Linked DNA regions of Homo sapiens: all the other regions are linked to region 7. A link is a loop called in an ENCODE intact Hi-C map of the cell type or tissue named here. Cell type or tissue: PC-9. All regions are shown on one strand. Region 1 overlaps TTLL5 (tubulin tyrosine ligase like 5). Region 2 overlaps TTLL5 (tubulin tyrosine ligase like 5). Region 3 overlaps TTLL5 (tubulin tyrosine ligase like 5). Region 4 overlaps NEK9 (NIMA related kinase 9). Region 5 has its middle 13 kb from the start of LINC01220. Region 6 overlaps ERG28 (ergosterol biosynthesis 28 homolog). Region 7 holds the start of FLVCR2 (FLVCR choline and putative heme transporter 2).

Region 1 (4,000 bases), 330 kb after region 7:
TAAAAGTTTACACCTCTCCCTGAGACCTGGGAAGCGTGTGCCTATGTAGGAATCCCTAAACCATCTTTGAAAGGTATTTAGCCCATCTGGTCCAGTTAATTCAATCCGTTAAACATGATATTGAGTCCAAGACTATAGCAGAAGTCTGTTTTCTAGTTCCTTAATTCTTCCTGTAAGTCTTGCCTGCCAGGCTTTCGGCTGTGTGACTGTTCTCTCGCAGTCTGAATGAGATAGTGATTCGTCCCAGGGCACTGTTGAAAAACAACTCAGAGTCCTTTCCTATAGATGGTGGCTTAATGGCATTCTTGGTATTATGAACATTAAATGAGATAGTGAATTGAAAGCTCTTAGCAGAGTACCTGGAGTACTCCATGAATGTGGTTTTTCCTTGACTTACCAACCTCAGGCTTTATATTAGTAGTTTGCTGTGGAAGGGAAGTTTTAGAGTCAGCAAATTTGGAAACTTGAGAAGGAAGCTGGAGTGAGAGCTCTTGGCCCAAAGCCAAAGTCGTTGGCCTTCCTTCTTTATAACTGTGGTGTTCTTCTTGAGTTCTGAGGTGGTGATGGTAAACTAAAATAGCAGAGAGCAACAGATTAGATAACTGACATTTCTCTCATGCTGATTTGATAATGTAAACTACCATTACTGTAGGAGTCTGAAGCCGCAGCAGCTGCCCTCATCCCTGCCCCTTAGCTTCTGCCTAAGCCTTTCCTGTTCTGGAGCCCAACCTCTCCCTCCTTTTATTTTTAAGCTCTTAGTAGTCTGCAATTGGTGGAAGGGACCTTACCACCTTTAGAAAATCAATGATGGATTTCATGTGCAAGCAGTGAGCAGTGTCCTTATTAAATGTTCGTTGTTTCTGGCCCTAGTAAAATGTACTATAGCTTTGTGCTTTTTGGATGGGGATGGGGCAACAGCACATCAGTGTGACTCTGACTGCCCACTTCGTTGGGTCCCTGAGACAACAAGAGAAAGGAACATTACTATATAGTAAACCCTGTGGAGCCAAAACCCTAAGGATCTAGATGTCACTTTAACTTTCAAGCAAAATTACTTGCCTGGCAGCTCTCAACAGAATGGCCTATTTTCATGATCAGATTCTTACTCTTTTCACCACGTGTTGTATAGTTTTTGGAGCTCCTGGGTGGATCTGGAGTACAGTCACATAAAACCCCTGATTGCTCCCCAGATTTTCTTTCCAGAGCCAGAGGGGTAAGAATTTGGGTTGATCACCCACTTTTACGCTGTTCAAAAGCAAAAGAGAGACTGTGAATTGGAATTTGACAGGAAGTGGGGTGGCGTTATCTGGGGGAACGGTGATCCCCTTAACCTAGTTTCAGATTTTACCTTGTGTCCTTTGGGCCAAAATCAAATGTAGTGTTAAGTAGAGATACTTTTTTCCATTTTTCAGGATCTTTGGATACTCCCCAAGTTATTTTCGCCACATCCAAACCCTTGCCCACACAATCTGAAGCCCTTGCTACAGTTATAGGACAGAGAAAATCAAAGTCGGTGAAGTCAGGGCCAATTTAAGGTAACGGTAAGAATAAGAGCATATTTTTATCATTTTCACTTGCTGACTTTATACTACAGCAAGAGACTTAGTGGCTACCAAAAGAAGTTCTAGCTTCTCAAAATGACAGTGAAGTTGGGGCTTTATAAACCAAAACTTAGAAGGATGCTCCCAAACTGGGTCAAAGTTGAGCTCCAAATAGTTTGCTCCTATAATGGTCTACCAGTAGGTGGCGCTGTGGCAGTAAGAACTTTCTCTACTATTACTAGAGGCTTTTGTTTAAAAATACGAGGATTTTAAGACAATTCAAATAAAGAAACTAAAACCATAATTGAGTTATCACAAAGTATAACATAATATATGGGAAAACATGATATTTGAAGGTAAAGTTGCAGTAGTTGCAAAAGAGAATGGATATTTATTATTAAGGCTTTTAGACTAGAATTTATAAACTGGACTTTCAGATTATGGGAGGCAGGGAGGGAACAAATTTTTTTTCAAATTTTGGTGAGGTTGATGAATTGTGTTTTTGCTGAGTTACTTAAATAAACATATGCTATAATTAGCAGCAAAACAAACTGTAAACCTCATCCTCCATCCAACCAAAAAAAGCTCATACACCGAAGGCATGGTCTAACTTGATTTTGTGAAGCTGTTTCCACACTTCACCAGCACTGCCGTCAGTATTTTGTTCCCAGCCATGGCCTTCAAAATTTTCCAGAAAATTCTGCGAAACTTCAAGGCTTTGATAATTCCTTTCCTCTTTGTTCTGCCCTACACACTGATGCATTAACGGCACACCTGCCATGAGGCTAATACTCTTCTTACCTCTGGGGGAATATTTATAAACTTATTTGAGAAACGTTATTCATCAGAATACCCCAGGAGTGCAAAAGAGAGAGGAAAATTATTTACCCACCACAGGATTCATTTACATTGGATCAGCAAGCTTCAAATATCTTTCCCTAGCCCATCTAAACTCTTCCCAGAAAGGAATGAGAAGAGAGAAGGGAACACCAAATCCATGGCTTGGTCATATACCAAAATTTACTGGAGAAACTGAAAACAACCAGAGTTCTTTTGGTAATTCTTAGCCAATGGCCCTTTAATTCTGATACTAAGCAGCCTGTCCAATGATGAACAACTAATAAAATATAGAAGACTAAAGCAAGAAGGTCAGTATTTCCCTTAGGAGACTGGCAGCCAGAAGAACAAATGTGACACCAAGCTCCAAACTAAACTGATGGCCTGCCAAGAAGTACTCATGTCCATCTGCTTCTAGGACTGTGATACTTGGACCTGCCACAGTTATAATATCACTTTCCTTGAACCTCATTCATTAGTATCCTTTACAATCCACCCTGAACATTACATGGCAAAATGGGACCATCAGCAAAAGAAGCCTTGGGAAAGAGCCCATTTCTCAACATTTTGATCTCTGTTGCAGATACAGCCATGCTGAGCCTGAGCTGTGTATAAGCGAGGGATGACTGATGCTGTGCTTTGTGATTAGCTGAGGCGATGAGACAGCATGTGTGTATGGACAAAGAGGACAGAGTGGATCAGAGGGTCTCAGAAGTCCAGCTCCTATGACACGACTGTCACTGCTGGGAAGCTGCAGAGTCAGGCCCACCAGCCTGGCATGTGGCCGATGGCAGTGGGCTGCATCTCTTGAGCAGAAGAATTAGGTTGTTTACAAAGTGAGGAGGCAGAACCCCACAGGCCTCAGCCCTCACCTGAAGCATGCTTTCTTTTTATTGCAAATGCAGTGCAGGCAGCAGAGGTCCCTTCAACCATAATCACGAACGAATGTCATCACCGGCCATGACAGTCCTAGAACCTCTTCATATGTGGGTTTAGAGAGGCAGTCAGGTTAGAGAATTTGAGTTGTGTTTGCATTACATGTTTTATAAAACTGAGAAAAACGTCAGTTGTCCTTATCAGAGTGGAGGGAGCTGTGCTGAAGGATATTAGGAGCAAAGCCTGTGTATGACCCCTGTATGCTGCCCAGGGCAAGTGTCATATTTAAATACCTACATTGTTCTTTGTTTTCTTAGATTCTGTATTTGTCTGTTCATCAGAGGGCTAATTATATTAACTATATTTTCTTATTTTCTGTATGTATATATATATTTTTTTAGACAGGGTCTTGCTCTGTTGCACAAGCTGGAGTGCAGTGGTGTGATCACGGCTCACTGCAACCTCCGCCTCCTGGGATCAAGCGATCCTCCCACCTCAGCCTCCTGAGTAGCTGTGACTACAGGCATGTGCCACAATGCACAGCTAATTTTTCATATTTTTAGTAGAGATGGGGTTTTGCCATATTGCCCAGGCTGGTCTCGAACCCCTAAGCTCAAGCAATCCACCTGCCTTGGCCTCCCAAAGTGCTGGTATTACAGGCGTGAACCACCACACCTGGCCATTTTCTGTATTCTTAGTGCCCTGGCATTTGGGATCCTTGCAGGCCCAGGCGAGAGAGTGCCTTT
Region 2 (4,000 bases), 220 kb after region 7:
GCTATCTAAACAAGCATCATTCAGGAATAGCCAAAACACAAAAAGAGGGAGAAGATGCTTCTTTATATAGCAAACGGTACAACCAAAGTATGGTTACAGCTGAACTTCAGCGGCTAGCTGAGAAGCAGGCAGCGAGACAGTATTCTCCATCCAGCCACATCAACCTCCTCACCCAACAGGTACGGATGGTCTGGGGTGTCCAAGAGCTCTTTGGACCTGAGGATAGAATTAATGACAGGGTACTTTGTCTTTCCCTGTCTTTACTATTCCCATATACTGATGCCTCTTGAATGAGTATTATTAATAGTTGGTTTCAAGCTAAATTATCAAGTTTTTCCTCTTCAAATTTAAAGAAAATAACTTTCTGTTACAGGCATTGTGAAGTAAGTCTGCTACTGGATATGATGTACCTATTTCATGGATAAACAGACTTGAATGTTCATCTGTAAATATAATTTTAAAGGATCTTTAAAAATAAGTTCTTTTCTTTGGTAAAATTTTCCAGTGAGTTCTAGTCTTATAAATCTTTTTACCAGAATTTTATAACATTACCCTTTAAAAAAATTTTTTTCTATACTGCCTCTTATTTCATGATCTCAGGATGTTTTATGGGTAACTGATTAATTTCATATTTCATTATACCCTTATCCAATATAATATCATTCTCCCCATTTTACAGATGGGGGAACCTGAGGCTGAAATAAGTGATGTGATCAAGGTCATTCAACAAGCTGGGTGGATAGAAATAAATAACAGGATATTGTCCTTATGCTATATAGATATTAACAATCTTGCAACACAGTGAAGGTAGATGACACTTTCAAGAGCTTTGTGAATTCTCTTTGTCCTTCTTGCTGGTTATCCCTATGGTGTTTAATTGAAGGAAAAGCCATATCTCTTATTCCTTAATGTTAAATGGCATCAAAGTCCTCCAAAGGAATTATCATAATTTAACTCCACAGTTATATTTTGCTATGTTGCTGATGTGCCAAATTCCTTAATTGGTAGTAACTCTGTAGTGATAATCAAGTCTCGAAAAAAGTGAAGCTGAAAATTACTTTAAGTACATGCTAAAAGTAGGCAACACACTGCTCCCTGGTGGTACCCTACTTATCTGTATAAAATTTAGGACCAAAACTAAAGCTAAGCCTCTCATGGAATTAGTTTTACTTCAGCCTCATCCCAGCGTGTGAAGCAGTAATTATTTTCTTTCTCAAATCCTTAGTTGTTTGAAGGGAGTAAATAAGAAGGCCTAATGTGAAATAGGAAGCAAAGAATATTATAAGAACAATGTTGATTCTTGGAGGGAGTTGGGTAGTTAGATTTTAGTGATAGAATTATGGGAAGAGGGAATAGGATACTAAGATATGATGGGAAGGAATTTTCAAATTAAATAAGTGGCTATGAGACGGGAAAGGCCAGTGCTCTGCTACACTTTTATCATTGGGTCACTAACTAGATTATATGTTTCCGGTTTATAAATGGGCAGCTAGAAGCACCAAGACATTGAGATTTTGTGATTGTAGTAAAAAAAAAAAAAAAATACCCAAAATAGCCAATATTAGTGCTTACCTATCTAGCTCCTATCGTTCACTAGACTGCAAAGCCTACAAAGTGAAAAGATCCTAATCCTGTAGGAATCCAAGGTGACTGTATCCTGATTGGGAAGTCATCCCCCTTCAGTTCATTTTTTTCGTCTATAAAGAACTTCAGTGCCAGCGAATTAAAAGTCCATTAGACTATGGTTTGTAGGGATCTGAACTTGCCATTAGATGTCAGTGTTAACTTTTAGAGTCTTGGTAATAGGGTGGTCAGTACTGAGGGAGGTGCTGTAGGATGTAATAAGCAGGATGGAGTAGTGGAGAAAGAGCTAGATTAGCCATCCAGAGACTTGCCACTGACTCCTGTGTGATCTTGAGCAGTTCACTCCATTGTTATTCTGACACTGACTCCTGTATGATCTTTGGCAGTTCATGCCACTGTTCTGTCACTGATTAGCTATGTGATCTTGGACAGTTCACTCTACTCTTCTGACACTGACTAGCTGTGTGATCTTGGGCAGTTCACCCCACTGTTCTCCTGCCACTGACTCCTGTGTGATATTGGGCAGTTAATTCCATTGTTCTGACACTGACTAGCTGTGTGATCTTGGACAGTTCATTCTACTCTTCTGACACTGACTAGCTGTGTGATCTTGGACAGTTCACTCTACTGTTCTCCTGCCACTGACTAGCTGTGTGATCTTGAGCAGTTCACTCAACTTCTCTTAACCTCAGGGTCTTCACTGATTGATGAGGAAAATACAACAGGGTCATGAGGATATTATGCAAAACCTCTAAATGCAATATATGTGGAAAATATTGTTATTTCAGCCATAAAAGGCTTTCAATAGTAAATGGCTTCTAATTTGGTTAGAAACAAGTTTTTAGATAAAGTGTACTTTTTAGTAGTTTTTCAAAAATTATTGTGGGTACATAGGTGTATATATTTATGGGGTACATACGATTTTTTTTATTTCAGTAGGTTTTTGGGGGAACAGGTGGTGTTTGGTTACATGGATAAGCTCTCTAGTGGTGATTTCCAAGATTTTGGTGCACCTATCACCCAAGTAGTGTACACTGTACCCAATGTGCAGTCTTTTATTCTTCACCCTCCTTCCACCCTTCCCCCCAAGTCCCCAAAGTCCATTATATAATCCTTGTACCTTTGTGTCCTCATAGCTTAGCTCCTACTTATAAGTGAGAACATATGATGTCTGGTTTTCCATTCCTGAGTTACTTCACTTAGAATAATGGTCTCCAGCTCCCTCCAGGTTGCTGCGAATACCATTATTTTGTTCCTTTTTATGGATGAGTAGTAGTCCATGGTGTATATATATACACACCACATTTTCTTTATCTACTCATTGATTGATAGACATTTGGGCTGGTTCCATATTTTTGCAATTGCAAATTGTGTTGCTATAAATATGCATGTGCAAGTATCTTTTTCATATAATGACTTCTTTTCCTCTGGGTAGATACCCAGTAGTGGGATTACTGGATCAAATGGTAGATCTACTTTTAGTTCTTTAAGGAATCTCCATAGTGTTTTCCATAATGGTTGTACTAGTTTACATTCCCACCAACAGTGTAAAAGTGTTCCCTTTTCACCTCTTCCATGCCAACATCTATTATTTTTTGACTTTTTAATTATAGCCATTCTTGCAGGAGTAAGGTAGTATTGCATTGTGGTTTTGATTTGCATTTCCCTGATAATAAGTGATGTTGAGCATTTTCTCATATGTTTGTTGGATATTTGTATATCTTCTTTTGAGAATTGTCTATTCATGTCCTTAGCCTTTTTGATGGAATTATTTTTTTCTTGCTGATTTGTTTGAGTTCCTTGTAGATTCTGGCTATTAGTCCTTTGTTGGATGCATAGTTTGTGAAGATTTTCTCCCACTGTGTGGGTTGTCTGTTTCCTTGCTGATTATTTCTTTTGCCTGCAGAAGCTTTTTAGTTTAATTAAATTCTATCTATTTATCTTTGTTTTTGTTGCATTTGCTTTTGGGGTCTTGGCCATGAAGTCTTTGCCTAAGCCAGTGTCTAGAAGGGTTTTTCTGATGTTATCTTCTAGAATTTTTATGGTTTCAGGTCTTAGATTTAAGTCTTTCATCTATCTTGAGTTGATTTTTGTGTAAGGTGAGAGATGAGGATCCAGTTTCATTCTTCTACATGTGGCTTGCCAGTTATGCTAGCACCATTTGTTGAATAGGGTGTCCTTTCCCCAGGTTATGTTTTTTGTTTGCTTTGTCAAAGATCAGTTGGCTGTTAAGTATTTGACTTTATTTCTGGGTTTTCTATTCTGTTCTATTGGTCTATGTGCCTATTTTTATACCAGTACCATGCTGTTTTGGTAACTATATCCTTTTAGTATAGTTTGAATTTGGGTAATGTGATGCCTCTAGATTTGTTCTTTTTGCTTAGTTGTGTTTTGGCTATGCAGGCTCTTTTTTGGT
Region 3 (4,000 bases), 130 kb after region 7:
TGGGCCATACCTAAAATACACTAACAATAGCTGATGAGCTTAAAAAAAATTGCAAAAAACTCATAATATTTTGAGAAACTTTATAAATTTGTGTTGGGCCACATTCAAAGCTGTCCTGGGCTGTATGCAGCCTGTGGGCCTCAGGTTGGACAAGCTTGTTATAAAGCATAGCAGTTTAGGAGGTGATTTGCATCTGTGAGTGGTCACGACAAGCTAAAAAAGCCTGGTCTGTGTATGTTTCTGTATTTTAGAAAATGCAATTGGAAGATGGGAAATACCATGGATAAAAGAAGGCTACCTATTTATGTACAGGTGCTTTGACAGATATTATTGTACTCTGACAACTATTATTTTAGAATGGTCTTTTAATGATTTTAGAGACTTAGTTTTTTTCACATGTATCCTATGACTTGAAATCAGTGAGAGCAGACTAACCAAACCTCGCTGGTGGAGCTCTGTGTTCCGTTCGCCTCTAGGTGGCAGTCACAGCATTTATAAGTCCTGTCATATTCTTAACTGAGATTTTGAGTTTGAGCCCTGGGAACATTGGAGACTACCAAAACTCCCTAGTTCTGGCCTCTTCCTTGAAAATTGAGAAAGGGAAGAACTGAAACATCTCGCAGTTATTAGATAAAGGGCTGGACCAGGCATCTGAACATGAGCTGACTACTAGCTCTAATCAGGTTTTTATAGGAAAGAAATTGTCGATAATATTTGTAGACACACGTGCTCTCACGTTTTGAAGTATCACTATACAAAATTAGGTATAAAAGCCTATTCCTGGCCAGGCGTGGTGGCTCACACCTGTAATCCTAGCACTTTGGGAGGCCGAGACGGGAGGATTGCCTGAGGCCAGGAGTTCAAGACCAGTTTGGGCAACATTGTGAGACCCCATCTCATTAAAAAAAAAAAAAAAAAAAAAAAAAAAGACCAAGAAAAAGCCTATTCCCTATATTATTTAAAACAAAATGATGGTAAAATACAGTCCTGACTTCTCAGATATGCAAGGTTCTGAGGATTTTCAGCTTTATAATTTGAGACTTCTGAGCTTTCTCTCTTTTGTGTTATGAGTTTCATCATTCTCCTTCCTCTGCTCATCCTCACCTTCACTTCTCTCCTGTGTCAAGTTTTAGAAACTGATTATGTCCTGCCAAAAATTGGACTTTGGGAATAGAGAAAAGAGATGGAGGTTGTGCTTCACTGTTTCTCAAGGACATCATAGCAATATGTTTTGCTTAATATTCCAAAGATATTTTCACCTACAATATTAACAGCCCTCTCTATGGGTAAAATTTGGCATAATTTTAAGACCTTTCTGGTTCAGAGCACAACATGAGAACAACAGTACCAATGTTTATTATAGAATTTACTACAAATATGCAAGTGCTTTGGCTACTGGTTGTGTGTTGGAAGTCAGAATCTACTGAATTAAGTATAACCCTTTTGCTTCCAGCAGAAACAAAAAAATTTATACACACACACACACACACACACACACACACACACACACAATGGATGTTTTTTCACAGAATAATTAGAAAAACAGCTTTTAAAAAACTCAGACCAAGTAGAACCAGAAAGCCACATGAATTTTCAGGGCTTTGGTTAGGTTTACCTGAAAGTGTAGGTGAATATAAAAGCTTTATCAAAGCTTTACAAAAGCATAACGCATGGCAATATGATGCACTGTTTGCGGGAGTCCTGCGAGGGCACATTGTTCCGTGCAGTAATTTCAATGTGCCTAAGTTCTTGTGTCTTCACTAATTATGTATCTTGACATTCACTTGCTTTGTTGTAACCCTCAGAGTCTGTTCAACTATGTCGATAGTCTGTAGCATCTCCAGATCTGCAGCTTTTAGTTATCTTGGGCCACATGTAATTTATGTAGACATAACTGAAGATCATCAGTTTGGGATGAGATTATTGGGTTACGTTGAGGCTCAACAAGAAAAACCATAATCTTTCCTAAAGAGACGGAACAGGAGGCAAATACAATTCATTTCCTTCTTTAGAAATGAATTCCCTTACACCCTATCACTTCTGTTTTGGACCTCAAATTAATACTAGGCGACAGAAAGATTAAATTCATTTCACAAGACAGTTTTGTGATATAAGTTATTTTGTGTAAAATTTTTTAACACAAAATTAAATTCGTGAAAACCCTAGTTTCTGTATAGATGAGTGTTTTCAGTTGTCCTTATTGTTTTATTAACATAAGAAGTGGGAGAGCTCTCACTGTTTTCTCATGTGTGGGTATAGTATTGAAGAAGTGTTGCAATTGTCCCCCTGGTATTTGGGTGCAGCTTTTTGTGATTCCCACAGTAGCCCTCAGAGGTCCCCTGTGCTTTTGAATTTTACTTGCGTGTTGCTGTTTTGCACCACCAGGGGACACTCAGTTTCCACAGAGGGGTGCTATGCTCTACCAAAATGGTGCAGATTCTTTTTCCTGTCAGGGGTGGACTCCAAAAAGATTTTGTCCTGGATTTTACAGCTTTAGGTGGATCCAGTATTGGGTTTAGATGAGTTGACAGAGCCCTTTCTGAGATGAAGCTAATAGCCAGATTTTCACTGAAACAGGAAAAATAAAAATTTCAAAAAAATTAAAACAAAATGGAGTTAAAAACTAAATATGTTGCCAGAGACCCAAAGATAGGCAGCTCTAGCAACTTGGGGGGCATGCAAGTATCCATCCAGGGAGCTGAGTTCCACCCATGCGGCGGAGGTGGGAAGAGAGGATTCTGGGAAGGTCCCGGTTGGAATGGCCTTTTTTCTGCCTCAGCCATATTATTCAGTGGAAATTCAGAAAAGACCCCAAAACATTTGTAGTGCCTTTCCCTTTCTCCCCACCCCCAGTTCCTTCTTCAGTAGCCTTCCTTGCTAATTAACACTGGCTCTGCAGGGATATTTACCTTTTCTCTGCTGGATTCCTGTGGTTTTGAAAGAATTCAGGTACTTGCTGGTTGCCAAGGAATTCAGATTACCTCACAGGCTGCACACTGTCCAGAATCTGCCACAGCAGCAAGTAGGGGGGAAGAGACACCAACAAGGGGGAGAAAACCCTTTCCAGTGCTCATTGTCACCCTCCCTGGCAGGCCCTTGCTGTTTGTGAAGTTTGAGTCATTTCTGGCTCTAAAGACAAGGGATCAGGCTGGTAATCCCCTCCCAGACGGCTCTGTAGGGCGCTGCCTAGTCACTGCAGCGCTTTGGCAGTCTCCCGGCTGCAGCTGGTTGACAGCAGATCAGAGAGCTCTTGGGCCTCTTGTTCTCTTCCATAAGATTTTTCTGGGTCAGGCCAGGATGAAACCCAGTGGCTCCTGGCAAGGCTGCCTGAGGTGCTGTCTCTTCATTGTCCAGGCCTCTCTGACTCAAAATGCCTACACCTGTTGAAGGATAACTCATGTGCCACAGCGAGGTCGAGGCTGGCCTTCTCTTTTCTTGGTACATTTGTAGTGAATGTTTGTCAGAAAATATAACTACCAAAGAGGATGTTAAGCTTCTACATCTAGAATGCCTGTGACTCTGACCATAAGAAGATATTGGTATCAAAAAAAAGTTTTTAAGAAAACAGCAGGACAAAAAAAAAAAAAAAGAACATGTGGGGTCATATTCTTAGAAGAACAAACTGGTTTTTGAATAGGGGAAGAGAGTTTAAAAGATCCCACTAACTCTCTGCTTTCCTTCTTGTTTTGGTTCCATATTGGTAAAGATCTTGGAGCAAGCAACTCCAGTGCAGTTTCAGTTAATGTTTGCCAAGTCCCTACCATATGCCAAACATTGAAATCTTTTCTCCACACAGACATTCAGACTTTTAGACAAATTATCTTGATTCTCTTGATCAAATTATCTTGATCACTATCTTGATTCTCAGTGAGAAACATTAGAAAGCGAAAAGGAAATGTAACTTGTGATTTAAAAATTTATTGTCAAAATAAAGATATTGTCCAAAACAATTCATATTTGTTTTCATTGTGGTTAAAAAGGGGGGAGGGGGCGGCAAATA
Region 4 (4,000 bases), 450 kb before region 7:
TCAGCCTCCCGAGTAGCTGGGATTACAGGCACGCGCCACCATGCACAGCTAATTTTTGTTATTTTTAGTAGAGACTGGGTTTAACCATGTTGGCCAGGATGGTCTCGATCTCCTGACCTTGTGATCCTCCCAAAGTGTTGGGATTACAGGCGTGAGCCACCACGCCCAGCTTTTTTTTTTTTTTTTTTTTTTTTGAGACAGGGTCTGGCTCCATCGCCCAGGCTGGAGTGCAGCGGTCTGAGCTCACAAGCTCACTGCAACCTCTGCCTCCCAGTCTCAAGCCATCCTCCCTCCTCAGCCTCCCAAGTAGCTGTGACTACAGGTGCACACCACCCAGCTAATTTTTTGTATTTTTGGTAGTGACAGGGTTTCACTATGTTGCCTAGGCTTTCCTCAAACTCCTATGCTCAAGTGATCTGCTTGTCTTGGCTTCTCAAAGCGCTGGGATTACAGGTGTGCACTGTCCCTGGCCAACAAACTCATTTTAAAATGACAAAACTGCTGGGCATGGTGGCTTAAGCCTGTAATCCCAGCACTTTGGGAGGCGGAGGTGGGCGGATCACCTAAGGTCAGGAGTTCGAGACCAGTCTGGCCAACGTGGCAAAACCCTGTCTCTACTAAAAATACAAAAATTAGCTGGGCGTGGTGGCGCATGCCTGTAATCCCAGCTACTTGGGAGGCTGAGGCAGGAGAATTGCTTGAACCCAGGAGGCGGAGGTTGTGGTGAGCCAAGATGGCACCATTGCACTCCAGCCTTTACTCCAACAAGAGTAAAACTCCATCTCAAAAAAAATAATAATAATAATAAAAATAAAATGAGGAAACTGAGGCACAGAGAAGTTAAGTTTCTTGCCAAGGTTATAGAGCTAGAAAGTAGAGAAACTTGGTTTTAGAGTCTATTTTCTTAACAACTAGGCTATATTGCTATCTTACAAGCAAAATGATGTGAAGAAATCAGGGACCAGATAAATAGGGCCATGCTTTACTATATATTACTTTCACTCAGTTATGATCTTTGGACCACTTTTCAATAGGATAGCTTTAGCTGAAGACAATATAAATAAATATCACCTATAAGATCTTATTAAATACTGTATCAAGTGCTGCCAAGCCACACTCTGGTTAACTAATGTCATTTCATAAAGAAAAACCTTGAAAAATAAAGGTAAAATCCAACCAAAGAAAAGATAGTTTGAAAATGGAACTGTAATCACAAGAGAAAATTTGGGTATGCAGGGGAAAATCCCTCTCCTTATTTCGTACACCACTTCAAAAATTCTCCAAGGCCTGAAAAGTTTCTCTTAAACTCTAGAAATTCATTTAAAGTTTTTATCACTGTATATGTCTCTTCTTATATTCTTCTCCTCAACGTAATTATGAGTCTAAGAAAGTCTTGCTGGAAAAGTCCCACTGAACTCTATCTTACCATTACAATATTCCAGCTCAATCAGCAGCGTGGTATTGTCCATGAAGTGATTGTAGTAGGCAATAATGTTGTCGTGCTGCAGCAGTGCCAGAATAACAATCTCATTCAAGGCATCACGACGTTCCTTCTCAGACAGCCGGGTCAAATCGACTTCCTTCCACACAACCAGTGAGTCATCCTAAACACAGTAACAGAGGTATCGTGCTTTTCCTCTTGCCTGGCAGCAAATGAATCCACACCTAGATCTGTAAGCCTAGAAGGAAAACTTCCTAGAGGGGCACAGACTGACTCCTCTTATTTTTTCCTTTTAACAGACTTTAAAGGTTATGTGTACAATTTAGCATTATAATTTATTGCAGGACAGGGGAAGTAAAGCATTAAAACGTTGTTGTCATACTTAATTTGCATGATGTCAGTTCCAGGTAAAAATATGGGCTGGGGATAGATCTCAAAAAGATTCTATTGAGGATACTATGACAGACTGCTAATCATGATGGTGATTATGGCAGGGCAAGAATACTGGAGAAGCAGAGAACTGGGGAGCAATTATCTATAGCTGGTCCCAGCTTCTAAAATGAAAATACTAAACTTGCCTCTAGTTTTATAAATTTAGACTTCCCTAGTGATTTTCACCTACCCTTTCTGGATAAGAGAAGTCATGACCCCTTTTGCAACTCTATAATCTCCTCTCATACTTTTATGTATCCTGTAGCTCCTGATGTCTACTATCTTTTTTTTTTTTTTTTTTTAAGAGATAGGGTCTCACTCTGTTGCCCAAACTAGAGTGCAGTCATAGCTCATTTCAGCTTTGAACTCCTGGGCTGAAGCAATCCTCCCACCTCAGCTTCCCCAGTAGTTGGGACTACAGGCACGCACTGCCACACTCAGCTAAATTTTTTTTTTTTTTTTTTAAGAGATGGGGTATCACTGTGTTGCCCAGGCTGGTCTAGAACTCCTGGCCTCAAGCGACCCGACCACCTTGGCCTCCCAGGTGTTGGGATTATAGGCATGAGCCACTGTGCCTCGCCTCATTCTTTGCTGACCCTGCTTCCTAGCCCAGGAGCATCTCCACCTATGTAACCCTCCCCATCCTTTTGAATGCCTCTGCCAAGCCTTTACAGTGTTTTTGAAAAGACTCTGATGAAGCTTTTACTGTAACCATGTCTTTAATTTTTAGACCCCATACACTGAAATGATATTTGTTCATTCTTTTCATATCTCTACATATGCAACTTAATGCTATTTGTTTACTAACAATGGTCAACTTATTTTCCTACTGAAATATAAGCTTCTAGAGAAAAAGAGTGCTTCTGAACTTTTGTAAATTCACAGATCTAATAAATATTTGGTGATATGGACAACGCTATGCAATTTTTGGGAAGTGTAATCAAATTTAACTCAAAACCAACCCAGTAATCAAGTTCAACAGGATAATAATAAAAAGGCAATGGGCAAGATGTGAGACTTTAGTTCTAGTCCAAGATTTACTTGTAACTTAAGTGAGCAAGTCACTTAAGTATACTGTTTTAGTTTCTCTAACTAAAATATAGAAATAACAATCCTTATCTCCTCTTTCTCATTTTGAGTGCAAAAAAGAAAACAGACTACTAAGAATAACTAACTCTAACATCATACATTAACGTGGCATCAGGATAAAAAAGAACACTTAAAAATATTCTCTTGCAACCACTTCTCTCCTTCTCCATCTTTCAGCCTTAAAAGTATGCTGGCTTGGAACACACACCAGAACTGCAGATGGATTTCCGACGGATGAATCACCTTCAGCAACCCCAGCAAGTTCTCATTAAATGTTTACCCTAAAGTAAGATTTTATGATCAAATCTAGTGTATCGTTAGTTTTTGGAAGTAGAATAATCACTGCAGGGTTTTACACTAGTATATATTAACTTGGGATTCCGTGATCCATGGATCTCTCCAAAGGATGTGCATATGTGCAAATGTGTTGATGGAGGGGGCAAGATTACTTTGCTTAGGTTATCAAAGGGGTCCTTGTGCCCCCCAAATTAAGAACTAATGGCTTAGAATATACCAACAAAGTATTTCCCATGCATAAACCCTGCAAGATAAACACTGATAAAGAACCAACACACAAAGATCTTCCCAATGAGCTTCAAGAAAAGCTTCCAACTGAGTGATCACTGCTGAACTTAAAGATAATGACAAAAATAACGGAGTTGCCACGGGTGTGGGGATTTTGAAGCTATGCCCCTCCTCCTCACCCCGACCTTGGAGAACTATATATACAGCATGAGAGGAAGGAAGTTTTGGCAATACCTCACATTCGTATACCACTTTAATTTACAGAACAGAGCCTTCGTTTGATTCTCAAGATAATCTTAAAAAAAAAAGAAAAAGATGATTTCAAGGTATTATCAGTAAGCCCATTTTACAGATGGGGAAACTAAAGCTCAAGAGACGGTTAGGTGACTTAGGACAATCAAAAATGACTAGTCAAACCAATGATCTAGCCAATTTCTAGTGCCGGTGAGTGGGAAGAGTGGTGAAGACCCTAAGACATATACCCCGTGGGCGCCTAAAGCACTAAGCTCACGA
Region 5 (4,000 bases), 270 kb before region 7:
GGATTACAGGCGTGAGCCACTGTGCATGGTCTTGTGTGTTTTTTTTTAATAGTAGCCATCCTAATGGGTGTGAGGTGGTATCTCACTGTAGTTTTGATTTCCATTTCCCTAATGTCTAGTGATGTCGAACATCTTTTGTGCTTATTTATTAGCCATTTATATATCTTCTTTGGAGAAATGTCTATTCAAGTCCTTTGGCCATTTTTGAACTGGGTTGTTTGCTTTTTTGTTGTTGAGTTTTAGGAGTTCTTTATATATTCTGGATATTAATCCTTTATCAGCTATATGATTTGCAAATGTTTTATCTCATCTTGTGGGTTGCTTTTTCACTCTGTTGCTAGTGTCTTTTCTTGCACAAAATTTAAAAATTTTCATGAAGTCTAATTTGTCTATTTTTTCTTTTATTGCTTATGCAATAAAAGTGTCATATCCAGAAAAATCATTGCCAAATCTAATGTTGTGAAGCTTATCTCCTGTGTTTCCTTCGGTGAGTTTTACAGCTTTAGGCCTTACATTTGGGTCTTTGATGCATTTTGAGTTAATCTTTGCATATGGTGTTAGGCAAGTGTCCAACTTCATTTACACGTGGATATCCAGTTTTCCCAGCACCATTTGTTGAAAAGACTGTCCTTTCCCCATTGAATGGTCTTGGCACTTTTGTCAAAAATCACTTGATAATAGTCAAGTTAATTAATAATTATATTGATTAACAATTAATATAATTATAAAATTATATTTTATGACTACATTGGTATAAAGAAAAATATATTAATATTATATATTAAAACTTTTTTTCAGGCTGGGCATGGTGGCTCACGCCTATAATCCCAACACTTTGGGATGCCAAGGCGGGTGGATCACCTAAGGTCAGGAGTTTGAGACCAGACTGGCCAACATGGTGAAACCCTGTCTCTACTAAAAATACAAAAAATTAGCCGGGCGTGGTGGCGGGCGCCTATAATCCCAGCTCCTCAGAAGGCTGAGGCATGAGAATCGCTTGAACTTGGGAGGAGGAGGCTGCAGTGAGCCGAGGACATCACACCACTGCACTCCAGCCTGGGGGATAGAGGGAGACTCTTACTCCAAAACAAAACAAAAAAAATAAAACTTTTTTTCAATGTAAAAGTTAATTTTTTTCTTCTGATTTTCAAAAGAAATGAAAACATGTTTATGTATTCCTAAACATATCCTGGGTCTCGGGCATGATACCTCCTGTGTGAGCCCTGCTCTCCACACGGTGGCAGGGTTCTGTCTCTTTATGATGTGTGCAAGATGACACTAGATGCTATGAGGACCATCTGTTTTTTAAGCAGGTAACCACACTGAACATGTTAAACAATATGTATCATGTGCTGAGTGTTTACTGTGTGCCAAGTGCTTCAAACTCATCATTTAAGTTAAAGAACAGCCCTGTCAGATAGGAACTACTCTCTGCCCTCCATGGCCAGCATATACAAAGAGGTATATTTTTCCAAATGCTTCCATACATTGTTTCTAAATGTATATTACAGTCCATAGTATGAGGGACACCAGGGGACCCTCCAGTGGGCGCTACAAGATCTTAGGGAAGAGGGAAGCTGAGGGTGGGCTTTGGAGAAGAGTCATTACAGAGATGAAGTGGCAGGTGGCATGGAAAGGTATTTGGGAAGTGCGGAGGTGACAATAAGAACGGCACATTGGAGCGTCATGAGGAGACTTCCCAAGATGGAAGGGACTTGAGGTCTGGAACCGAGGGTGACCGGCAGGGTGGGTTTTGGAGAGTGAGAAACGTGGGCCCAATCTAATGTTCAGTGGAAGGTTCTTTGTCTCCCTAAGCCCTAAAATCCAGCGGTAAATCATCAATAACATAGCAAAGTTTTAGCCACCTTCCCTGTCTCAGTTCCTTCTTTGTTAAATGAGAGTCACGGTGCTTGCCCTGCAATCTCAGAGACTCAGTTCAAATGATTGTCAGCCCCACAGGTGGGGGAGCCGGTGTCTGATTCCGGCTGTATTGTCAGGGCCTCAGTGCTCAGTACAGGTTTGGTGGAGGAATGGACGCCATAGCCTACAATCCCAAAAGCTGCAGCCGCAGGAGGCAGCGTGGCTGGAGAAGGGTCCCGAGCCAGAAGAGGGCGCTCTTCAGCAAAACAAGGTTTGAAGGAAACCGCCAGGATGTTTCTGCAGGATGGCAGATGGAATTCACTTTAGGCTTTAGGATTTAGCAGGTCAAATCATTGCATTCTTATATCTAAACCTACCTCAGCCCTGGTTTCCTAACTAGAAAAAAGGACTAAAATGCAGTTTATTTCCTCTTTTTAAAAATTGTCCTCTTAATGCTTTAGGCACCTAAGAGAGATGCAATTATTTTTACTTTGGAGAGGCTTAAAAGAGCCACTGATTTCCTATAGCTCATGATTCTGCAGATCAGGGATGAAGGCAGGACTTGGCTGGGAATTTTTCTGCTGATTACAGCAATGACTGAGATCCTCCGTGGTATTCAGCGGCAGGATGAACTGGTCTGGGGGGTCTGAGATGGCTTCACTCACATGGCACAGAAGTAATTTTACATTTTGTGTGGTTATTTGACCATTGTCTGTCTCCCTTACTAGTCCAGAGGCTCCCAAAGGGTAGGGATTGTGTCTTTCTTGCCTATCATTTTATCCCTAGTGCCTAGCACAGTGCTGACCCATTAGAGTGTTTAATAAATATGTGTTAACTGACTCAATGATGTGATTCTTTATTTTTTATTTTTTATTTTTTTTTGAGATGGAGTTTTGCTCATGTTGCCCAGGCTGGAGTGCAATGGCACAATCTTGGCTCCCTGCAACCTCCACCTCCTGGGTTCAAGCAATTCTCCTCCCTCAGCCTCTTGAGTAGCTGGGATTACAGGCATGCGCCATCATGCCTGGATAATTTTGTATTTTTAGTAGAGACGGGGTTTCTGCATGTTGGTCAGGCTGGTCTTGAACTCCCAACCTCAGGTAATCTGCCTGCCTTGGCCTCCCAAAATGCTGGGATTACAGACATGAGCTACTGTGCCCGGCAATGATGCGATCTCTCTCTTTCTTTCTCCTTTCCTTTCCTTTCTTTTCCTTTCTTTTCTTTTCCTTCTTTCCTTCTTTCTTTCTTTTTCTTTTTTCAGAGTTTTGCTCTTTTGCCCAGGCTGGAGTGAAGTGGTACGATCTCAGCTCACTGCAACCTCTGCCCCCTGGGGTTCAAGTGATTCTTCTGCCTCAGCCTCCCAAGTAGCTGGGATTATCGGTGCCCACCACCACACCCGGCTAATTTTTGTATTTTTAGTAGAGATGGGATTTTGTCATGTTGGCCAGGCTGGTCTTGAACTCCTGACCTCAGGTGATCCACCCGCCTTGGCCTCCCAAAGTGCTGGGATTAGAGACATGAGCCACCGCACCCGGCCTATGATGCAGTTCTTATGAAAAGTGTCGGGATCATCAGAAAAAAGGCATAGGTGGGAGTTGCTGATGATAGTAGCTCAGTAAGTATGCAAATTGAGCTAAGCCCTTTATAACCTGGCTGTTGGTATTATTTATCCCCATTTTACAGATGAGGAGCTGAGGCTGCTGTTACACAGCTTCAAAGGTTGATGCACAAGAAACATCTTTTTTTTTTTTTTTTTTTTTTTTTTGAGAGACAGAGTCTTGCTCTGTCATCCAGGCTGGAGTGCTGGAATGCAGTGGCATGAGCCTCTGCCTCCCGAGTTCAAGCAATTCTCCTTCCTTAGCCTACTGAGTAGCTAGGACTACAGGTGCACGCCGCCACGCCCAGCTAATTTCTTTTGTATTTTAGTAGACATGGGGTTTCACCATGTTGCCCAGGCTGGTCTTGAATTCCTGAGCTCAGGCAATCCGCCTGCCTCGGCCTCCCAAAGTGCTAGGATTACAGGCGTGAGCCACCGCGCCAGGCCAGAAACATCTTTTTTGTATCTCAAAGCAGATGGCTGGGTGCGGTGGCTCATGCCTGTAATCCCAACTCTGGGAGGCCGAGGTGGGCGGATCCATTG
Region 6 (4,000 bases), 77 kb after region 7:
TATTCTATTTATCCAAATTGGTTGACTCTGCAGTCTAATCCCACCTGGCAGGCATCTGGCCATGCACTTGTCGGTGTTTATAAGATGGATGCCACAGAACGAACGGCCTCATGGGGAGTAAGGAGCAAGGACACCTCTGGGGCTTTTAGATGCTCTTGCAATATACGTTGGTTACTTTGTGCCTTAGCCTAGAAAAGTAGTCACATTGAGGACATGGTGACAACCTCATGGGAAAAGAACTTATCTTTCAGCTTTGACTATAAGGTAGAGAAGAGACAGGCTACTAGGTGACTGACCACTTTGTTTGCTGATATCTTTTTAGTATAAAATTTTTTAAAATTATGAAATACTTCAAACATACAAAAAAATTACTGAACACTATAATGAACACCAATGCAACCAACACCCAGCTCCCTCAGATCTTAACATCTTGACATTTTGTTTCAGACTCTTCTAATAAAAACTTACAGAGAAGAGTTAAATCATCCTGTGTATACTTATCCTGCTCTAAGTCTGTTCTCCCTCATCCCCACAAGTAACTGGTATCTTACATTTGATTTGTATCTCTCCTGTGCATATTTTTACACCTTTTTTTTTTTTTTTTTTTTTTTTGAGACAGACTCTTGCTCTGTCTCTCAGGCTGGAGTGCAGTGGCACAATCTTGGCTCACTGCAACCTCCGCCTCTTGGGTCAAGTGATTCTCCTGCCTCAGCCTCCTGGAGTAGCTGGGACTACAGGTGCACACCACCACGCCCAGCTAATTTTTGTATTTTTAGTAGAGATGGGGTTTCGCCATGTTGGCCAAGCTGGTCTCAAACTCCTGATCTCAAGTGATCTGCCCACCTTGGCCTCCCAAAGTGCTGGGATTACAGGCAGAAGCCACCCGCGCCTGGCCCATTGTGGAAACAATATGTATGTGTGTTGACTTTCAGTCTCTAGTTAGGGAGGGAATAGGATCAGAATGCACATCAGAAGTGCATCGATCAAAGTCCTAGGCTAGAAAGGTCTAGAAACAGGAGTCAGCGTTTGCAGCTGTCCTGTGTGGGGAGAGGTGAAAGTAAATGGTAACTGAGGTAAAGATAAGTCTGGGTCAGGCCGGGCACAGTGGCTGAAGCCTGTAATCCCAGCACCTTGGAGGCCAAGGTGGGTGGATCACGAGGTCAGGAGTTCGAGACCAGCCTGGCCAACATGGTGAGAACCTGTCTCTACTAAAAATACAAAAATTAGAGGGGCATGGTGGTGCGCGCCTGTAATCCCAGCTACTGGGGAGGCTGAGGCAGGAGAATGGCTTAAACCCAGGAGGCGGAGGTGGAGGTTGCAGGGAGCTGAGATTGTGCCACTGTACTCCAGCTTGGGTGACAGAGCAAGACTGTCTCAGAAAAAAAAAAAAAAAGAGATAAGTCTGGGTTGTCTTCGCTCACTTCAAAAGCACAACAATCAAAAGATATATCCCTCATACTCATCAGCAATTCTTCATTGTGGTACAGGTCTTTAAAATGATTGTTCAATCCTCCCTTCCTCTTAGTCACCCTGAGAGGTAGAACAGATATCTATTCTCATTTTATGGATGAAGAGGCCAAGGTGCAAGGAAGGTGAATAATGGACTTGCTACTGCAAAGCTAGTTACCAACAGAACTGGGCCCAGAACTAAACACACTGCTTCCAAAAGTATGTGTCATTCTAGGACAAGTAAACTGCAGGTTCAAGTTTGAAAAAAAATTAAAAAAAAAAATAAGGTTGAAGAGATCAAACGGCTAATAGCCCTGCTTCAAATCTCACTTGAGTCAGTCTTTCTTTAAACTAACTGTATCTCTAATATTTAGATGTGCAAAATCAGGAATGAAAATCATGACCTCCAGGGCTGCTAAGAAAAGACTTAATCAAGATCACGTAGATAAAAGCTCAGCATAATAAGAGGGGCTCAATAAATATTATCGCCTCCTGTTTTCCCCAGATGCCAAGAGCCTGGATAAGACAGAAAAACATTTTAATGTGAAGTTGGCATTCAGATAGCCTCCCTCGGTGACCTGAACAAACTGTTTCCACCTAGAGTGTGATGATGACTCCCGCTGGGAAGAAAGCTCGAGCCCCCTCTAGTGGCCAGCACTGGTTATGGCTTCTGATTGCCTGCAATTGTTCCACCCTGGTCTGTTTGAGTACCCAAGACAGGTAGATTCAGGAGCCCTAGCTTCTCTTTCACCCTCACCTGCTGATGCTGCATACACATACAACAGTTTACTTGTGGGTTCCTCTTTTTTCATGGATTGTGATTTCTGTTCATTCCTGCTTCTTAAGGAGGAATGTGAGAAAGGTATGTGTGGGTGGCTACTCTAAAAAGAGCATACCACTCTACTTCTTTAGTAGAAGAAGGGCTGATTCTTTCATAAAGAAGTGGAGGGGCATGATGCAGGCCACTGGATAATGGCCTGCCAGTTTGCTATGTCAGTTCCAAAGAATTTTCAGACTTTAATGAAGACCTGTTAGGTCTACTATGTTTTCTAGGCTTGGAGGGAATGTAACCTGTGAGTTTTTTATTATTCACATTCTAAGCTAATGCATTAAAATGATTAACAGTTCCCATTACTCAAGGTAACAGGTATGCCTCGCATCTGATTTCCAACAAAAGGATGCTAAAGCTCTTCCTTCCCTTACATACGTCTTGTTGTGAATGTCAATGGCACAGAGGCAGCGAATCACTGATGAGAGCAGCGTCCAGATCCCAAAGGTCCGAGCTTGGAGGCCATTCACTGTGTAGCAGAAAAAAGCAAGAGTGTTCAGAAGGGGAGACTTGAGGTTCCTTCCAAACTCCTCCTATTTCACTGGTGGTTCATGGGAGATAGGGAGCTGGACCTGACCTCTCTGTGGCTGGGCAGGATGGAGGTCCTAGTGGCAACATGGGAACTAGAAGGAATAGAAGGAATTCCAGAATGAGAACTTCTCAGATTCTCTTCAAATGTCTACAGTTGGAAGGGAAGTTCCAAGAGTGGAAACCCACAAAGAGCCCAGTTAGGCAAATAACTCCTAGATATAGTAATTTACCCCTTTTGTCCTGGAAGCCTAGAGGGTCTGGATCAGGACAGGTTTTGGGGAACGTTGTAGAGACTGATCTGGAAATGCAAGATGCCCAGGAGGCCAGCAGACTTTCAAGGCTGATCCAGGAGAGAACTCAGAGATACTGGGGACCAATTTAGATGCCCATATATGGTCTTTAAGATATGTGAGTGCCTGGGTCTCTTCCTGCATCCAGATCTATGCTGTTGGATGAACCAATACCAGGTTGGTTTCCTGTGTGCATGGCAGTGGGACAAAGCACTGTTTCTTTGGTGTTTGCTGGGGGCATCCTGCTGTTGGTAGCTTTGTTCTGACATTGCTGTATTAAATATCTTGTCCTGAAAGTATAGGTCATATTCCACCATAACAGTGGTTCTTGACTTTGGGCATTTATTACAATCAACTGAGGTAGTTTTATAAAATTACAAGGCCTGGGTACCAGACCAACTATATCGTATTCTCTGGAGGAGGGCCCCAGGCATAAGTATTTTCTAGAAACTCCCTGTTTGGGTAATTTAAATGCAAAACCATTGAGCTAAGGCATCCAGTGGCTCGGGGATGCCAAAACAGTGAAAGCAAAGATACTTCCTTTGCTGGTCTACTACCTGCTGAGTAAGATAAATTTTAAGGGACAAAATTGACAACTGAAAAGTCTACTAATGTTTACTTGGGCTTTAAGGATTTTTCCAGCCTTTGGAAAATCAGACAGCTCTCCCAAATTCACAATACTGAAGACCATTAGATGGTAGTGAGAAAAAATTCCATATGCCAACCAAATATCTAGCATTAGCCCTGGATAGCTATATTCTTTATAAACCAATTTGATAATGAGAAGACTAAGGACGTTTCTCTAGTTAAGAGTACTCAACCAGCCCTAACCAGATTAGGTATGAGGTGAAATTCTGTGGGACACTTTAGAGCACTGCTACTTTCAGAAGAGTACCATGAA
Region 7 (4,000 bases):
ACATGTTTTTTCAATGGGATGAATACAGAATATTTCTCTCTATGTAGTATCTACCCAATATTTATAGAGATGACCCCAACACCCTACCCCCCACATTAGGAATCAGCCAAGAGTCATCCCTACCCTGGTGGCTCCCAGAATATGATCATTATTATTGAAAACAGTTTATGCATATTAGCTTGTTTAATTCTCACAGCAATTCTATGAGGCAGGTTTTTGTTTGTTTTGTTTTTTTGTTTTTGAGACAGAGTCTCGCTCTGTCTCTCAGGCTGGAATGCAGTAGTGCCATCTCAGCTCACTGCAGCCTCTGCCTCCCAGGTTCAAGTGATTCTCCTGCCTCAGCCTCCCAAGTAGCTGAGATTACAGGCATGTGCCACCACACCTGGCTAATTTTTGTATTTTTAGTAGAGACGGGGTTTCACCATGTTGGCCAGGGTGGTCTTGAACTCCTGACCTCAAGTGATCCACCCATCTCGGCATCCCGAAGTGCTGAGATTACAAGTGTGAGCCACCGTGCCAGGCTGGAGGCAGGTATTTTTAATCCTTATTTGATAGATTCAGAAACTGAAGAATAGAGAGGTCAAGTGACTTGCTCAAGATACCAAAGCTAAGAATGACAAAACAGAGCTTCAAGTCTAAGCAGACCCAACCCAGATCTCACAACAGATCCAGCTCGTTCCACCACAAAAGCAATTCCAAATCTCACTTGAATCCCAGGTTAGACCCCTTGGAATCTCTCACCAAGCTGAAGGGCTGCCCCAGAAGAGCTCATGGGAAAGGCCACGTGGAAGGAGCACCCATTTTATTGCTGCTTGTTCTGATGCTATTTCACTATAGGACGCTGAGTAACACACCCGCCTCTCCAGGCCTCAGTTTCCTTATCTGTAAAATGAAGTTAAGAATATATTATGAAGAGTTTTGGAAGAGGCCCATGATGACCGAGGGAAAAGAAGCAGTGAGAGGTCTCAGAAGGCCTTCTAAAAGAACAGAGTTCTGTGCTCCCTGGAGAATGATGGGAAACACAGGAGGAATAGTGACAATACGAGATGTTAAATTACTGTAGAAATTCTTAGATCTGAGTCTGAACTCCCTCTCCAAATATTCCATTATAATCCAAGACTCTATAGTTTCTACCAAAAAGTAGGTGCCTTCAAGCAGGGAGTGATCATTTGAATCTAGTTCTCTCCTGGGAATCAGTGGTTCTAACTTGGCTGCACGTTTGGATGACCAGCGGAGCTTGTGACATGCAGATGTTCAGGTCCACCCTCGGAGATCGCTAAATGGGGTGTTGCCCGAACACTTGGGATATTAAGAGTTTCTTCATATGATTCTAATGTGCAGACAAAATGGAGAGCCACTTCCCAGAGCTTCAAGTTATTCATTTTCTGGTCTGAAGTTTAACAAAGAAAAAAAAAATAAAGAAGCAGTGATGCCCAGTAGCTCTCAAAATTTAATGTGTAAACAAATGAATCTCCTGGGCATCTTGTTAAAATGCAGCTTTCAATTCAGTGGGTCTAGGTTGGGCCTGACAACCTTCTTGGTTGTTTTGTGGTTGCCGTTTTGTTTTTTAAGGCCTTAACACTGGAGGGGATTCTGGCCTTCTAAAAAGCTCCCACAGGTGCCCACGCTGCTAACCACAGACTGTGCTTGAATAGCTAGGCTACAGCTTGAATGATTACAGACTTGAACGAGAATTATGGCTCTTCTTGCCAGCTGGGACCTTCAGAAAGAAGTTACTTCACTTCTCTGAGTCTGGGTTTTCTTGTCTATAAAATTTAGGCCAGCAATAGTAACTTTATCACAGAATTCTTGTGATGCATAAATGAGCTAATGCATTCAATTTGTTTAGCACTGTACAACAAATGTTAGCTTTTTGCTAGGATAGCCAGCATTCGCGGAATGCTTACTATGTGGCAGGAATTTTCTAAGTGCATTCGTGTATTAATTCATTCAAGTCTCAGAACAACACGGTGAGGTAGGTACTATTATTTCATCATTTCCATTTTACAGATGAAGAAACTGAAGCGCAGAGAGGTGGAGTTCCTTGGTCTACAGTGGCACCTCATTGTAGCTAAGCTGGTGTTTGAACTCAGGGAGAATTTGGGCTCCTTACCAGGATCCCTCGCCAAGGACAGAGGTCAGTGCAACGAGTCGAGGGTTTGCCCTTTGAAATGGGCTAGGACCGGCAGGTGGCAGACTAGGGCTGCTTGAGTTCAAAGACCGCTTCCAAGACCAAGCCCGGAGCCAGCTCTGTGCTAAGCGTTCCATCACACAACCGCGGACAGCTTCTTCGGCTTCTTCAAACTCTCCTTTCCCTCCCCCGCACCCTAGGGTCTTCGCCCAGAATCCATCAGGAAAAATAGCCCCACATAACAGGTTCAAATCTAACCTCCCCAAGACAAAACCACGTCCGCAGGGAAAGAAGCGAGTAAAGCGAGTTTTCTGTAACTCCCCTTTAACCCAGGAGCGCAACCAGCCCGGGAAATCTACAAATCTCTCTTTAGTTCAGCAAAGGGCTGGGAGCCTAAGCCAAGGGGGAGAAAGTTGGGGAATCCCTCTTGAATTCCCCAGAACACTTAGGTGGCGCCGGGCTTTGGTGCACGCGCGCAGGGCATGCGGACAGGCACCGGAGAGGCTCTATTTTGGGCATTACTTCGGGAAGGCGGATCTTCTTGCAGGGTCCGCTGATAGCGGGTGGCAAATGAATATGAGGGGCAGTGCAAAGGGTGGGGGTTAACCGGGCGGTTTCCATGGCGCCCGGGGCGTGGGGGAGGAATGCATCCCGCAAGCTGTGGCGAAACAACTGCTCTGCCCGGAGGACCGGGCTCGAGAAGGCAAGAGACACTGGGTCGGGGGTGGAGTGGTGGCGGGGGGGTTGGGGGCGGAAGAAGCCAGGCAGGACGGGGGCGGGGCGGTCACGTGTGCCCGACTGGGCGAGGCCCCAAGCTGGCCCGGGAGAGGACTCTGCGGGCGAAGTGGCTGCGCAAGGAGAGAACTTTTCCTGCACAAGGAACGCCTCGTGGGGAGACCCAAGGCAGGAGCGGTCCGGAGCCGGCTGCGGCGTGTGCGGCCGGCCTTGGGACAGCGATCGCCGCGGGTGGCAACAGAGAGCCCCAAGCAAAAGTGGGAGCAGGAGCTTGGAGGTGAGCACAGGAAGCCCCACTTGAGGCTTTTACGCAGCCTCTAGTCTCTGTTTCTTCTGGAATAGGCAAGTGTCCTTTCAACTCTAAGAGACCAGCAGAGGCCACTGTCCCTTAAGACTGCCGGAGTCCTCACCACTTCTCCAGGATTCCAGAGGAGACTGTGGCGATGGTGAATGAAGGTCCCAACCAGGAAGAGAGCGATGACACCCCTGTGCCGGAGTCCGCACTCCAAGCGGACCCCAGCGTCTCGGTCCATCCCAGCGTCTCGGTCCATCCCAGCGTCTCCATCAACCCCAGCGTCTCTGTCCACCCCAGCAGTTCGGCCCACCCCAGTGCCTTAGCCCAACCCAGTGGCTTGGCTCACCCCAGTAGCTCGGGCCCTGAGGACCTCAGCGTGATCAAGGTGAGCAGGCGCCGTTGGGCCGTGGTCCTGGTGTTTAGCTGCTACTCCATGTGCAACTCCTTTCAGTGGATCCAGTACGGCTCCATCAATAACATCTTCATGCACTTCTACGGTGTCAGTGCCTTTGCCATTGACTGGCTGTCCATGTGCTACATGCTGACTTACATCCCTCTGCTCCTGCCAGTGGCTTGGCTGCTGGAGAAGTTCGGCCTGCGCACCATTGCTCTCACTGGCTCGGCTCTCAACTGCCTGGGGGCCTGGGTGAAGCTGGGCAGCCTGAAGCCGCATCTCTTTCCGGTCACCGTGGTGGGCCAGCTCATCTGCTCTGTGGCCCAGGTTTTCATCCTGGGCATGCCCTCCCGCATCGCTTCCGTCTGGTTCGGGGCTAATGAGGTTTCAACAGCCTGCTCCGTGGCTGTCTTTGGCAATCAGGTAGGTAGAACAGTTTGTGAAT

What was found. A loop is a pair of places that touch in the nucleus more often than their neighbours do. Peaks named below come from ENCODE experiments on the same cell type or tissue, not always from the same donor. Only the 100,000 strongest peaks of a DNase experiment are listed, where the experiment ranks them.
Region 1: a loop joins it to region 7, with 8 times the contacts of the local background. A loop is called at or near these places in 2 of 110 quality-filtered maps.
Region 2: it touches region 7 in a loop (6-fold over the local background); 3 of 110 quality-filtered maps call a loop at or near these places.
Region 3: a loop joins it to region 7, with 15 times the contacts of the local background. A loop is called at or near these places in 5 of 110 quality-filtered maps.
Region 4: it touches region 7 in a loop (4-fold over the local background); 17 of 110 quality-filtered maps call a loop at or near these places.
Region 5: it touches region 7 in a loop (6-fold over the local background); 54 of 110 quality-filtered maps call a loop at or near these places.
Region 6: it touches region 7 in a loop (9-fold over the local background); 108 of 110 quality-filtered maps call a loop at or near these places.

Annotation. Positions count from the first base shown.
Region 1 is chr14:75,905,143-75,909,142 of GRCh38, forward strand. The region is part of intron 31 of TTLL5 (tubulin tyrosine ligase like 5); the gene reads left to right. Among named protein-coding and RNA genes, the nearest start is that of TGFB3, 75 kb to the right of the region's middle. In PC-9, CTCF peaks have their summits at 1,751 (motif pointing right) and 1,951; a DNase peak (open chromatin) is centred at 1,719.
Region 2 is chr14:75,792,922-75,796,921 of GRCh38, forward strand. It overlaps TTLL5 (tubulin tyrosine ligase like 5), which reads left to right. Exons shown (of 32, transcript NM_015072.5): 27 at 1-179. Among named protein-coding and RNA genes, the nearest start is that of TTLL5, 130 kb to the left of the region's middle. In PC-9, CTCF peaks have their summits at 1,029 and 1,831; no DNase peak of the experiment used is centred here.
Region 3 is chr14:75,708,928-75,712,927 of GRCh38, forward strand. The region is part of intron 9 of TTLL5 (tubulin tyrosine ligase like 5); the gene reads left to right. Among named protein-coding and RNA genes, the nearest start is that of TTLL5, 50 kb to the left of the region's middle. RefSeq lists an enhancer at 2,952-3,061. In PC-9, CTCF peaks have their summits at 469 (motif pointing right) and 2,403 (motif pointing right); DNase peaks (open chromatin) are centred at 484, 2,384 and 3,044; H3K27ac peaks cover 886 bases.
Region 4 is chr14:75,122,620-75,126,619 of GRCh38, forward strand. NEK9 (NIMA related kinase 9) reads right to left here. Exons shown (of 22, transcript NM_033116.6): 2 at 1,427-1,604. Among named protein-coding and RNA genes, the nearest start is that of NEK9, 2.4 kb to the right of the region's middle. In PC-9, no CTCF peak of the experiment used is centred here; DNase peaks (open chromatin) are centred at 1,602 and 3,212; H3K4me3 peaks cover 1,778 bases; H3K27ac peaks cover 2,788 bases.
Region 5 is chr14:75,305,872-75,309,871 of GRCh38, forward strand. No RefSeq gene overlaps it. Among named protein-coding and RNA genes, the nearest start is that of LINC01220, 13 kb to the left of the region's middle. In PC-9, CTCF peaks have their summits at 1,240, 2,093 (motif pointing right) and 2,299; DNase peaks (open chromatin) are centred at 1,260 and 2,100.
Region 6 is chr14:75,652,230-75,656,229 of GRCh38, forward strand. It overlaps ERG28 (ergosterol biosynthesis 28 homolog), which reads right to left. Exons shown (of 5, transcript NM_007176.4): 3 at 2,657-2,747. Among named protein-coding and RNA genes, the nearest start is that of ERG28, 6.6 kb to the right of the region's middle. In PC-9, CTCF peaks have their summits at 2,093 (motif pointing left) and 2,292; a DNase peak (open chromatin) is centred at 2,082.
Region 7 is chr14:75,575,664-75,579,663 of GRCh38, forward strand. It overlaps FLVCR2 (FLVCR choline and putative heme transporter 2), which reads left to right and starts at 2,957. Exons shown (of 10, transcript NM_017791.3): 1 at 2,957-3,978. The coding sequence starts at 3,310. FLVCR2-AS1 (FLVCR2 antisense RNA 1) reads right to left here and starts at 3,925. Exons shown (of 3, transcript NR_110552.1): 1 at 2,114-3,925; 2 at 742-882. RefSeq lists an enhancer at 2,063-2,122 and a silencer at 2,833-2,902. In PC-9, CTCF peaks have their summits at 2,172 (motif pointing right), 2,378 and 3,262 (motif pointing right); DNase peaks (open chromatin) are centred at 2,228, 2,808, 2,948 and 3,238; H3K4me3 peaks cover 1,976 bases; H3K27ac peaks cover 803 bases.